Regions from separate parts of the Homo sapiens genome. Here region 1 is linked to region 2. A link is a contact called in ENCODE Hi-C or POLR2A ChIA-PET data. All regions are on one chromosome and are shown on one strand. Each heading gives the region's core, a stretch centred on a gene start or an enhancer-like site at or near the end of the contact. The rest is flanking DNA. Distances are from core to core; before and after follow the strand shown. Region 1 holds the start of SOX6 (SRY-box transcription factor 6). Region 2 overlaps SOX6 (SRY-box transcription factor 6).

Region 1 (4,862 bases), core at 419-2,918, 390 kb after region 2:
ATGTTACTTGTTTCACACAATTTTTTTTTATTTCTAAATCAGGTCTAAAATCAAGTTGCTACTAGTGTGCTAAAGAACCCCAGCACATTCTCATGAGCTGATTGAAAGCAGCTTACCTTAAAATTCTCCTCTCACAATTCACTTTAGAAAATCAACTTGAGGAGTCATAGATTTGCTAGACTAACTGTTTGGTATTCTGGTCAATTCATTATCACAAAATAGGTATTATTAACTGTACCACAGCTTAGAACAATGACACACTATTCCATGTGTAGTTTGAGATCACTATTTCCACAATTTGAAGCTGAAAGTTCCATCATCAAGATAAACTTGCCTAAAGACCAAACTCACAAACAATAAGGTATCTAGGAAAGCTGGATAAGGAAAGAAACAAATTAATATTTTGAACTTTGACAGGCATGATGGAAAACAAATTCAAGGTGTGTGTTACTCAGAAAAATTCAAAAGAAATGTATCGCAGAATAAAAAGGAGTAAATTGAAAAGCATTGATAAAGCACTATTTTTAATGCACTTGCCAATCATCAATTTAATTTACTATAGTTTTATATAAATAATACTTTCAATACATAGTTATAGCATTAAATACTATAAATCTCAATGTAATACCAGTCTTGCTTAGTTATAGCAGCTTATGAACATTAATAATTTTAAGTTTTTACTAAAAACACATCAGCAATTACCCAGTGGTCTGCTTGTCAGTTGTGTTTCTTTGAAATGTTTATTATGATTAAATATTTTCATTAGTAAAAACATCTTTTACCATAGTGCATAAAATACCTTATCAGATGCAGCATATATTAGAAACTAGCCGTGTATATTGGAAAGATTGATTTTATTGAAAAGATTCATGTAGGGAATCTATGATTCCTCATAGATAATAGTACTCAGGACCTTAGATTATACAGAAAAAATAATCACATGTTAAAAATCTACGAGATGCTACAAATAAAGGTATGCATATTCAACCCTCAGGAAAACCAAATCTGTTTTTAAATAGTCTGTTGCAATTCCCTAGCAAGATTACAAATGTCATGCAAAAATGCTTTTCAAGTTATTACCTTATTACCATAACATAAGCTTTTCTTAACAAGCCATCATCCCACCCAATCAGGTAGGCTTTGAAGTTAGAAAAATTAAAAGGTAAAGTAATACAGCCAAGACCTGTGACAGCTAAAGGAAGCACAAATCACTCACATGAAGTGGCTGCTCTTCCACTCTTCAATCCGGCTTTCTCTTACCACATCAGCCAGAACTTCAGAACTTGAGGGCATAACACCTTTGACACCTTCCCAAATCACAAGAAACCTCTGACTGCCAACCAAAAAAAAAAAAAACCCAACCCCACAGCTAATTAATCTCTGCCAAGTCTCAGGCTACCAATTGTAGCCATAACTTTAAGCAACATCTAATTTGCTAAACAAAACACTGTTAACTTTGTTCAACAATTAAAGGAGTTAAAAACATAAAAGTAAATGAAAGAAGTGAAATCTCTTGGCCTGTTGGGAGATACAGTACCCCACATACCTTCTGCCACTGCTGCTACAGTTAAGCAAACTTTACAAGCTAGTCAAGCCATCATCCAATAGAGCCTATTTGCTGAGCAACAGTGGAGCTTTGTGGTTTGCCTCACAGTTGACAGTAAGTTATGAGCCCTTTGTGAGCACAGGGGAAGGAAAACAGAGATCGGAATTTGGCAGGAAAATATAATACAGAATTCTCCTGTCTATGGAACCTGAATTTTTGTGAAAACAATCAAGCATTGTTGAAAGAAAGAAAAGCAACTTTGACAGATGAAATATAGAGGGGCCCCTTTTAGGAAAACAGTAAACAAAGCGCCATTCAGGCCAGGTCCATTCTGTCATTTATAAAGATAGTTTCTTCTGTGTGGTGAGAGTTTACAGCAAAGAGTTCAGATTCAACAAATCAAGTGTAAAATCTCCCACAGTCCCCATTAAAAAAGCCTGCTAGGAAAAGACAGGAATGCCAAAGAGAAAAATATCACAAGTTTTTCTGTTTGGTAGAGAGGATACAATAAGTAGATGGGGTGAAAGGGACTCTAAGAGAAGTCTGAAAGACAAGCCAAAAAACTAACAATTGTTAATTATAAAAGGCTAATTTTGTCAGAGACAGGAAAAGAGGAGGACACTGGAGATCACTCAATAGAAATATGAAAGGAAGAAGCCATTCTTCATCATTGTTGGAGAACTATGTCTCTATTTCTCCAGGCTGGACCTCATGAGGTCATCATTGGCACGAAAGGCTCAAAAACTTGGGCTTGGTACTACTATAGTTTGGCCATCTGGAATGTCAGCACACAGTGCACTACTTTCTCCAAAGTATCTTAATTCCTCTTTCCAAAAATAGGCACCCTGGCCAGCTTTAGTCACCCAGACTGGAAAATGTACAGCACAGAATGAAATGAAAAGCATTTTTGTTTTCTCACCCTCCTCAACTAGAAATACGATTTCTGTGCGGGAGAATTAAGGAAGAGGGGCCCAGAGCACTGAAGCTCTGATTTACAGAGCCTATTTCTGCTATGCGTACGGTCGGCAATTGTTAGTACTTATAACCAACTGAGTTTTGGGCATCCATGGAATTCTTAAAGACGTATGTCTTTTCAGCCAACACAGTCATTGTTAATGCTTTAAAGAATAAAAAAGAGGGACCACAAGCCAATAAAGTCACAATTAGAATCAAATGACACATTGCTTGCACATCATTTGGAAAACATGTATAAAACTACTTGGTTTTTGCTACACCCAGCTAAAGTGACAGCCTTCGCTGTGTGTTAATCTGGAATCAAACCAAGCCACACCTAAACAAATAATGCTTAGTAGATGCAAAATAATACGGATTCTTTTATTTAGACTACCCAAACAATTTATTTCACCAACGAAATCCCATAATAACTAGCTACATTTTAAACATTCCTTTTAAAACAAAGCCCACAAAATGCTGAAGTGTGCCCATAGGTCAAGAATAATAAAAGCAAGCATGCATATGGATTCAATGCTGCAGATTTATTCAGCATTGGTTAATGGTTTCTATAGAGATTGATGTCAATCTCTCTGGCCTTTCTTGTGTCAACAGTAAGTTACAACAAGAAAGATCGTGGCTTTTGCCTTTGATTAGAAGAGGTATCTTTCTCTAGTTGACTGAAGGTCACAGCATTTGCAACATGTGCTCACTTATTACAGCTCCCATGCAGAATGTATACATAAAAAGCTGATTTACTCCCCAAAAAGGGCCAGAGCCATAGTGAACAAAAGATGACTCTGACCACATTAGATGGTTTTCTTTTCAAATAAATTCAGTCCTGATAAACCATTAAACATCAGCACATTACTAATAAAACTATAACTAGGAGACATCCTTCCACTCTGCCATTCTCCTGCCATCAACGACTTTCAAAATTATAGAATGCCAGGACAAATCATTACATTGTTTTACCTTAAAAATATATTTTACAAGAAAATTCTCAATTTTATTATGAAAGAACAAATAGTTCTACCAACAGGAAAGTGTTACAGCAAACAAACAGGGTAACTAAGGGGAAACCCAGTTGGTTTGAACATCTAGCAGCTGAACAGAACACAACATGACTAAAATATACATATATGCACATCGATTCATGTGGCAGAGCATCAACTTATGCCCCAATTACTGGTCTAGAAAGAACACCTAAATAAGAAGTGTTTGGAGAAATTATCTGGAAGACAGGCCATAAGAGGGAAAGAAATTAGCAGGATTTTTCTCAATAAGCTTCCTTTCAAGTAGTAGATATTTTGCCACAGTGTTCTGAAGGAAACAGAATCATGGTTTGACCTGAAAGAGAAAGAAAAGAAAATCCCTTTTCTCTGGCCTCAATTCTTTATCTGTAAAATGAGGTATGTTTCTAACACTGAAATTTTATTAGCCTATGACTCTAAGGCAATCCTAATAGGAGAAATACTAAAATTGGCTTGTGAACCAGAGAAGTTGCCAGTTCTGTGTCTACTACCTCTTTTATTTAGCCTACAAATATTTACTGACTACCTGCACTGTGTCAAGTACCATACTGACTGCCAGACAGACATACAGAGGCATATAAATAAGACAGCAACTTCCCATAGTCCACAGTCTAGCAAGAAATATAAATGGAAAATAAACCATTGAAAAGTGATAGGATAAGAAACCAGGTACTAGAGAGATATATTGTAGGAGCCCAGAAGAAGGAACAAATACCTCATTTTGGAGGGATCAGAGACATTACAGAAGACTCACTTAACCGGGTCCTCAGAACGAGAAGTTTGTCTGGTGGAACTAAAAAAAAAAAGGACATTCCAAGATGTGCAAGGGCTGAGACTTATAAAAGAATATGGTTACATTCCAAGAAGAGGAAGAACTTTGAAGTGACTGAACTATGGAGTGCATGGTGGGAAGTAGCAGGAAAAATATCTAGTAGGACAGAATGACAACAGATTGGAAAGGATTTCAAATGCAATTCAAAATAGTTTGGGTTTTATCCTCTGGGAAATAGGAAATCATTGGATTAACATAGGGAGTAGTAGGTCTGAATTTCCCTTATGAAAAAAAAATCTCCAGTGGCCTTAGGAAGGATGACTCATCCAAAAGGTTGTATATATGTTTATGCTCCTGTCATTTGTATTTATCTGTGCCTACCTGTCCTTTTCTTATCTTGTCCTTGGTGTTCTGCTCGACATGTGATACTGACCAGTTCCTCTCTACCTCTACGTTCTTTCAAGTCTCCATTTTAAGTCTCTACAAATGCCACTGATAAATGTTGTTGAAAGAAGGTAGATGAAGCGAGTAGGGAACGAAGAGGAGGAAATAATATGAA
Region 2 (5,416 bases), core at 230-2,729:
TAAGGAAAACTGATAAACACTTCCCCTTCCTAGTCTGTCCTTTTCATACTTCAGCCAGGATGCCTAGGAGGAAGAATAGAGCCGTGGCTCTGGGTTCAGAGGCTCAGGCATTCTGCAGTGAGTCATCCTAAAAGCATAGAGACTCTCAGTGCCTTGTGCTTGTCATGCCAACTTGAAAAATGGCTCTCCCAATATGAATAGAGATGTTTTTAACTAATAACGTTCTCCAAATGAAGTAAGTAATACCAAGGTACACCTACAAGATCCCTCAGCCTCACCACCTGAGACCCCGATATTCACAGGCATCTAAAACACACAGGGAGACCAAGTTGCAATCCCTCATACATTCCTTCCACAAACAAGTGTAGAGCACTTACTATGTGCCAAGCACTGTGTTGGGGGCAGGGCAGGCCAAGGTACAGTTTTTGGTTTCAGCAGTTTGTCGTCTAGCAGGGAAGACAGACACAGAGACAAATCATTACAATGTGCTCATCGTGAGATTCTTTCAAAGAGCTCTTTGCTTTCTCCGTAGGGAGAGCTTGAAACCAGGGGGCCAAGAAGGTCTCAGGAAGTGGTGATATTGGGTGGCTTCTGAAAGATAACTGCGAATTTCCCAAACAGAGAAGGGGACAGATTCCTTCCAGGCTAAAGGAGAAGTAAAAGCCCCAGAGTGGTGGACAGGCTGGGGGTGTGAGAGCAGCAGAGAGCATGGAAGGTGTGTGGGGTCACGGTGGAACATGGGGCTGGCAGGTCTGTGGAGGCTTGGCTGACAGGGCAGGAAGTTGGGACTTTATCTAGTCAGCAGCAGAAAGCCAGAAGGTTTTAGAGAAGGATGAGAGGGGACAGGCTTAGAAAGAAGACCTGCAGCAATGGCAAGGATGAGCTGGGAGTGAGAAAACCTGTGGCTTGGAGACTAGCTTAGAGGGAGGGCCCTGAGGTATGTATGCGACCAGGCTCTGAGAGAAGGCCTCAGGCACCTCCTTCACTTTACTCAGTGGTAACACCAGCCAACCTCCCTAGCTTAGGCATTTTCTGGTCAGAGGAGGCAGTGGGCATTCATGCCCTCTGTGTGCCATCCACTCCTGGATGTCTTACCCCTGCTGTTTCTTTTCATTCTCCCAGCACCCTGACAGGTAAGAATTGTTACCCCATTTTATAGAGAGGATTGTGGCTCAGAGGTGTTATTCAGGGAAGGTCACGCAGCTGGCAGGTGGCAGAGCCAGGCTGGTGTGACTCCAAAGTCCCTGTTCTTTCCAATGTCCTGTACTTACCTGGGCTTTTAAAAAGCCATGGGGCAAGAGGGAGGTCCCGGAATGCTAGATTTTCAGAACTTACAGGAGCCTGCGTCTAACTTGCAATGTGACTGGAATAAAGTCAGTCCCACATATTCTTGGATTTATTTTTCCTGAGGCATTTTTTAATAGGAAATATCAAAAGGAGTGGCTGGGCCTCTCCTCTCTCTTGAACACTTTTGTTTCACTCTCTAGGTGTTGGTTACTCATCTCTAGACTCACAGGACTGGCTTGGCTGGTGTGGCAAGTCTCCCTTAAGGGCCCTGCTCACTTCACCCCACTACCCACCTTCCGTCCCCACTCAGACTCAGCACAATGAAATAGCTTTGGCAACATTTTAGAAGCTGATATCACTGGGAACCGAGTTTCACTCTGGATGCAACTCATTGCTGGACAAAAAGATGGGCTCTTTCTTCTCTGAGGCAGAAGGTACTGAGTAATCAGCCAACTACTGCCAACCACAGTGGAGGGAAAGGTTCCATAAGTGCAGCATTTTCCACTCTTGGCTGCTAGGCTCGTAGAAGGTGGCGTCAGATGAGAGGCTGGCCCTTGAGAGTTGTTCATACTCCAAAAGGCTCTAAGCTGTTTCACTGACACGAAGAAGTCAGGTAAAGAGGCAATGCCATGCTCTCTTATCTTCTCTTGACAAAAATCCACCTTGTATCCCGTTCCTCCCTTCTAAATCCACAAGTATTTCCTGCTGCAGCCAGGTGTGCTCCACAACGAAAAGAGCAGGCAAGTCTTTCCAGGCTAAGGGGTTCCATGTCTTTCAGAGACCTACCCTTGGGCCAGGCAGAAGCAATGGCAGAGGGCAGGAGAGCTCTGCAGGCTCCAGCAGCAAGAGGGTGGCACATTCAGGGCTGGCTGGGGCCCCATGGTGGGGACAGTTTGCAGGGCACAGACAAGGCCATACACAGAGGTCATAAAACAAAATTTATCTTTAATTTGTAAGTGTCAACAGCAGTACAAAAGATGGAGTGATGACAACTAGATTAGGGTAGAGAGGACAGTCTTGAGGTAAATGAGCATAAATAGGCAGTTCTTATAGACACTCCCCTAAGGGGCCTGAGCCCCATCACGGCATATACATTATCACCCAAAGATGGCATGTTGAACATATCAGGAAAGCACCTTGTGCAAAAAGGAAAAAAAAAAAGTAGCTAAGGTGCCAACATACACCAGGATAGATAAAGACAGTGTGTCTTTCAATTTTGTCTTTTCCCTTAATTATGAGGCAGAGGAGGGGAAGACTTTGAAAAGTACCACTGAAAGATTATTCAATGTTGAGCTTTATCTCACGTCAATACTGCACAACAAAATCCAAGAAGTTTGTGTATGCAACAAAGCTAAGAACAATGATTCATTCCTGTAAATTTGAAGAGATTTTTTTTATTTTTCCCATTTCTTTAATCCTTAGCAAACTTTTTATTATTATTATTATCAAGAGGAGAGTGTGAGAAAGATGTGATGGCAACCCTTAAGGTCATTTAAAAACTTTACACTGGACTGTACAAGATTTTTTTTTGATAAACTATTTACATTTTCAGACTTTCAAACATATTCAAAGCAGCAATAGACACTAGTTTTTATGTTTTTTTCTTTTTTTCTAATTGCCCAAATAGTTACCAGCCATGGGCCAAGTAGGTACCTGCATTATACATAGAATTTCTACAAAGAAAATCTGCAGTTAAAATTTGCTCCAGGATGTATTAAATGCCCTTAGCAATTCAAGGGCCACACCCAGTGTTGCTATAGGAACCAAAGCACAGTACCTTGACAACAGAGTTGCAGTTGTCCCAACAGCCCTACACAAACTTTACACTTTGAAACAGCAGCCAGCATGTCAGTCCAGCATGTCAGTGAATTGTGCTGATTAAATTAACATAGAATACAATTTCACAATATACATCACAAACAAATTACAACGTCGGGGGAAATAAAAGAGTTACAGTAAGATAAGTTATGTAGTAACAGCTTATAAGCTTGTCTAAGGTAATAAAAATTTTACATGGCAAATACAATAATGAATGAACATAAATGCTAAGCATTCTAATTTGCTACAAGCTGGAGGAGGGTACAATAAAGACTGCACTTTCAAAAAAGCAAAAACACATATGACAAAGGAAGACAAAGGGAGAATGCACATGAGCAGACCTGCAATGTGCAGCATACAAAACAGTTAAATATTTGCACATTCCCCATACTCCAAGAGCACCAGCACTGAGGCCTCACTTTATGCTTGTGGTTCTTCAGGAATAAGAAACTACTGAGCAAGATATGTCACTGAGTTTTCTTCAAGCGTTCATATTGCCATGGACACTGATTAGAAGAGTTATCTGCATTAAGCATTACCTTTCTGCCCCCACCCCGCCCACCCTTACCTCTGCCCCAAAGGTACCAGCATTCCAAATATTTGTTCATGAGCTTTTGGAAAGCAATCTGTCCCCAAAGGGAAAGATAGAATGGGGATGAAAAGGAAATGTGTTTGCATATCAATATTTTCAATGATATTAGTACAGGGGCACGCTCAATAGGATATGGCATCAGAAACAGAACATCATTGGCAGGAATAACAGACAGAAGTTGTTTATTAGGGAAGAAAACATGTCAGGGAGCAGATGACTTAAGGAAATGATGCAAGTGCTTTTGTGAAAGGACAAATGAGGTCATACAATATTATTATACTTTGAGAAGTGAGCTTAAGTGCCAACTCAATTCTTAGACAAACGTGTACAAAATCAGGCAGGGCTACAGCAACCATTTTTGTCATTTTCTCATTAAAAAGGAAGACCCAGTAGTAATTTCAATACATTCCTCTAGCTGCATTTCTTTGCAGTTGTTGGCACTTGGTACAGGACTTCTCATATGATTTAAAATTACTAAGTGATTCTTTTTCCTCTCCCTAATGAGTTGGTAGAGGTCAATTCTTTGCAAAATGAGTAAATTGAGAGAAGCAGCCTCAGCTGTGCTGTTCAAGTGACCAGGCTGCCTTCCTACTGAGGGTAAATGGGCTTTCCTGAAACAATCCCTGCTTTCTGCTAGTGCTTGTGCTCCTGGCTCAGGAGGGTGTACTCCGAAGAAGCAGCCTGGCTTCAGAAGGAAAAGAAAGCAGCCTTTAATTTCAGCCCTAGAGTGATCACGCCCTTTTCAAACACCCTCAGGCTCCCGTGGGGCTAATGTTCAGGGGAGGCCAGAATTCGACAAGCTCAATAGCACTGTGAGCCCACACCTGAATTTAGAACTTGGCCTGGGCTTTGGTGTCAGGACCCTGGCAAATCAAATCAGGCCTGAGGACAAGGCTGGAGAGTATCAAATACCTAATGAAGCAAACCGAGGTGCTTCTAAAAGGCTGAGCTGGGTACACATGAAAACAACAAAGCTTCCGTACCTTACTGGAAAAGACACTGCTTCATATCTGCCAATGAAATAGAAAAGTTGTCAGCCTAGCGGCTCGTATCCGCAAAGCGACCTTTTTTTTCTCTCTCCCTTCCTACTTTTTTCCTTTCTTCCTTCTTTTCTCCTTTTCCTTCCATTCCATATGGCTATTTTTTTTTTTTTTTTTTTTTGGGAGAGGATTGCCTGGCAGTGTCCCAATTCTAAGTGACAAGGAGAACCCTGACCCTGTAAGTTCTTTAACAAAATGGAGATAATTTTTATTTTTGATTTGAAGATACTATGAAATAGGGAGCACCGCAAAAACAAAGTTGCTTAACATTCTTGAATCTAAACTGACATGACGGGACGTTTATTAACGGCCGATCTCAGAGGTGGATTTTTGCCTTTGTAGTGGCATTCATGCTTCTTGCTATTAAATGGTCACAGAACTATCTTAGAAGATTTATGTAGACTCCCAAAGCAAACTGACTGTCTCCTAACTGTAGTGGAAATTTAGTATGTCCAATCATCAACTTTCTGTAAGAAAAAAGGGAAATGTCTGGATCTGTGGACAGTGGGTTCTGAACTGCATGAGAACCCTGGTGAAACGTTTTGCTGTCCCAGCTGCAGGCCAAACACTGCTCTCTCACTGTAGCTGATAACTCACTACCCCGAGAGGCACAGTGACTCATCAACTTTCAGTTTGGACCAACATCTATGGATAGAGAACAAAAAGGAAATACATAACT

What was found. A loop is a pair of places that touch in the nucleus more often than their neighbours do. ChIA-PET counts read pairs that join two places held with the same protein, here RNA polymerase II (POLR2A).
Region 1: a loop to region 2 is called in a map of K562, with 2.4 times the contacts of the local background. The contact joins the promoter of SOX6 here to the enhancer-like site in region 2. A Hi-C loop is called at or near these places in 1 of 168 maps with a recorded cell type or tissue (K562). POLR2A ChIA-PET finds 5 or more read pairs at or near these places in 1 of 52 experiments (MCF 10A).

The regions. Positions count from the first base shown.
Region 1 is chr11:16,354,878-16,359,739 of GRCh38, forward strand. SOX6 (SRY-box transcription factor 6) reads right to left here and starts at 1,669. Exons shown (of 16, transcript NM_001367873.1): 1 at 1,217-1,669. RefSeq lists an enhancer at 1,354-2,667.
Region 2 is chr11:15,964,237-15,969,652 of GRCh38, forward strand. It overlaps SOX6 (SRY-box transcription factor 6), which reads right to left. Exons shown (of 16, transcript NM_001367873.1): 16 at 2,213-5,416. It overlaps MIR6073 (microRNA 6073), which reads right to left and starts at 5,385; the gene lies at 5,297-5,385. RefSeq lists an enhancer at 1,621-1,770. Within about 2 kb of position 1,480, at least 4 of the 41 ENCODE cell types and tissues checked have a DNase peak (open chromatin) inside an H3K27ac peak, as active enhancers do.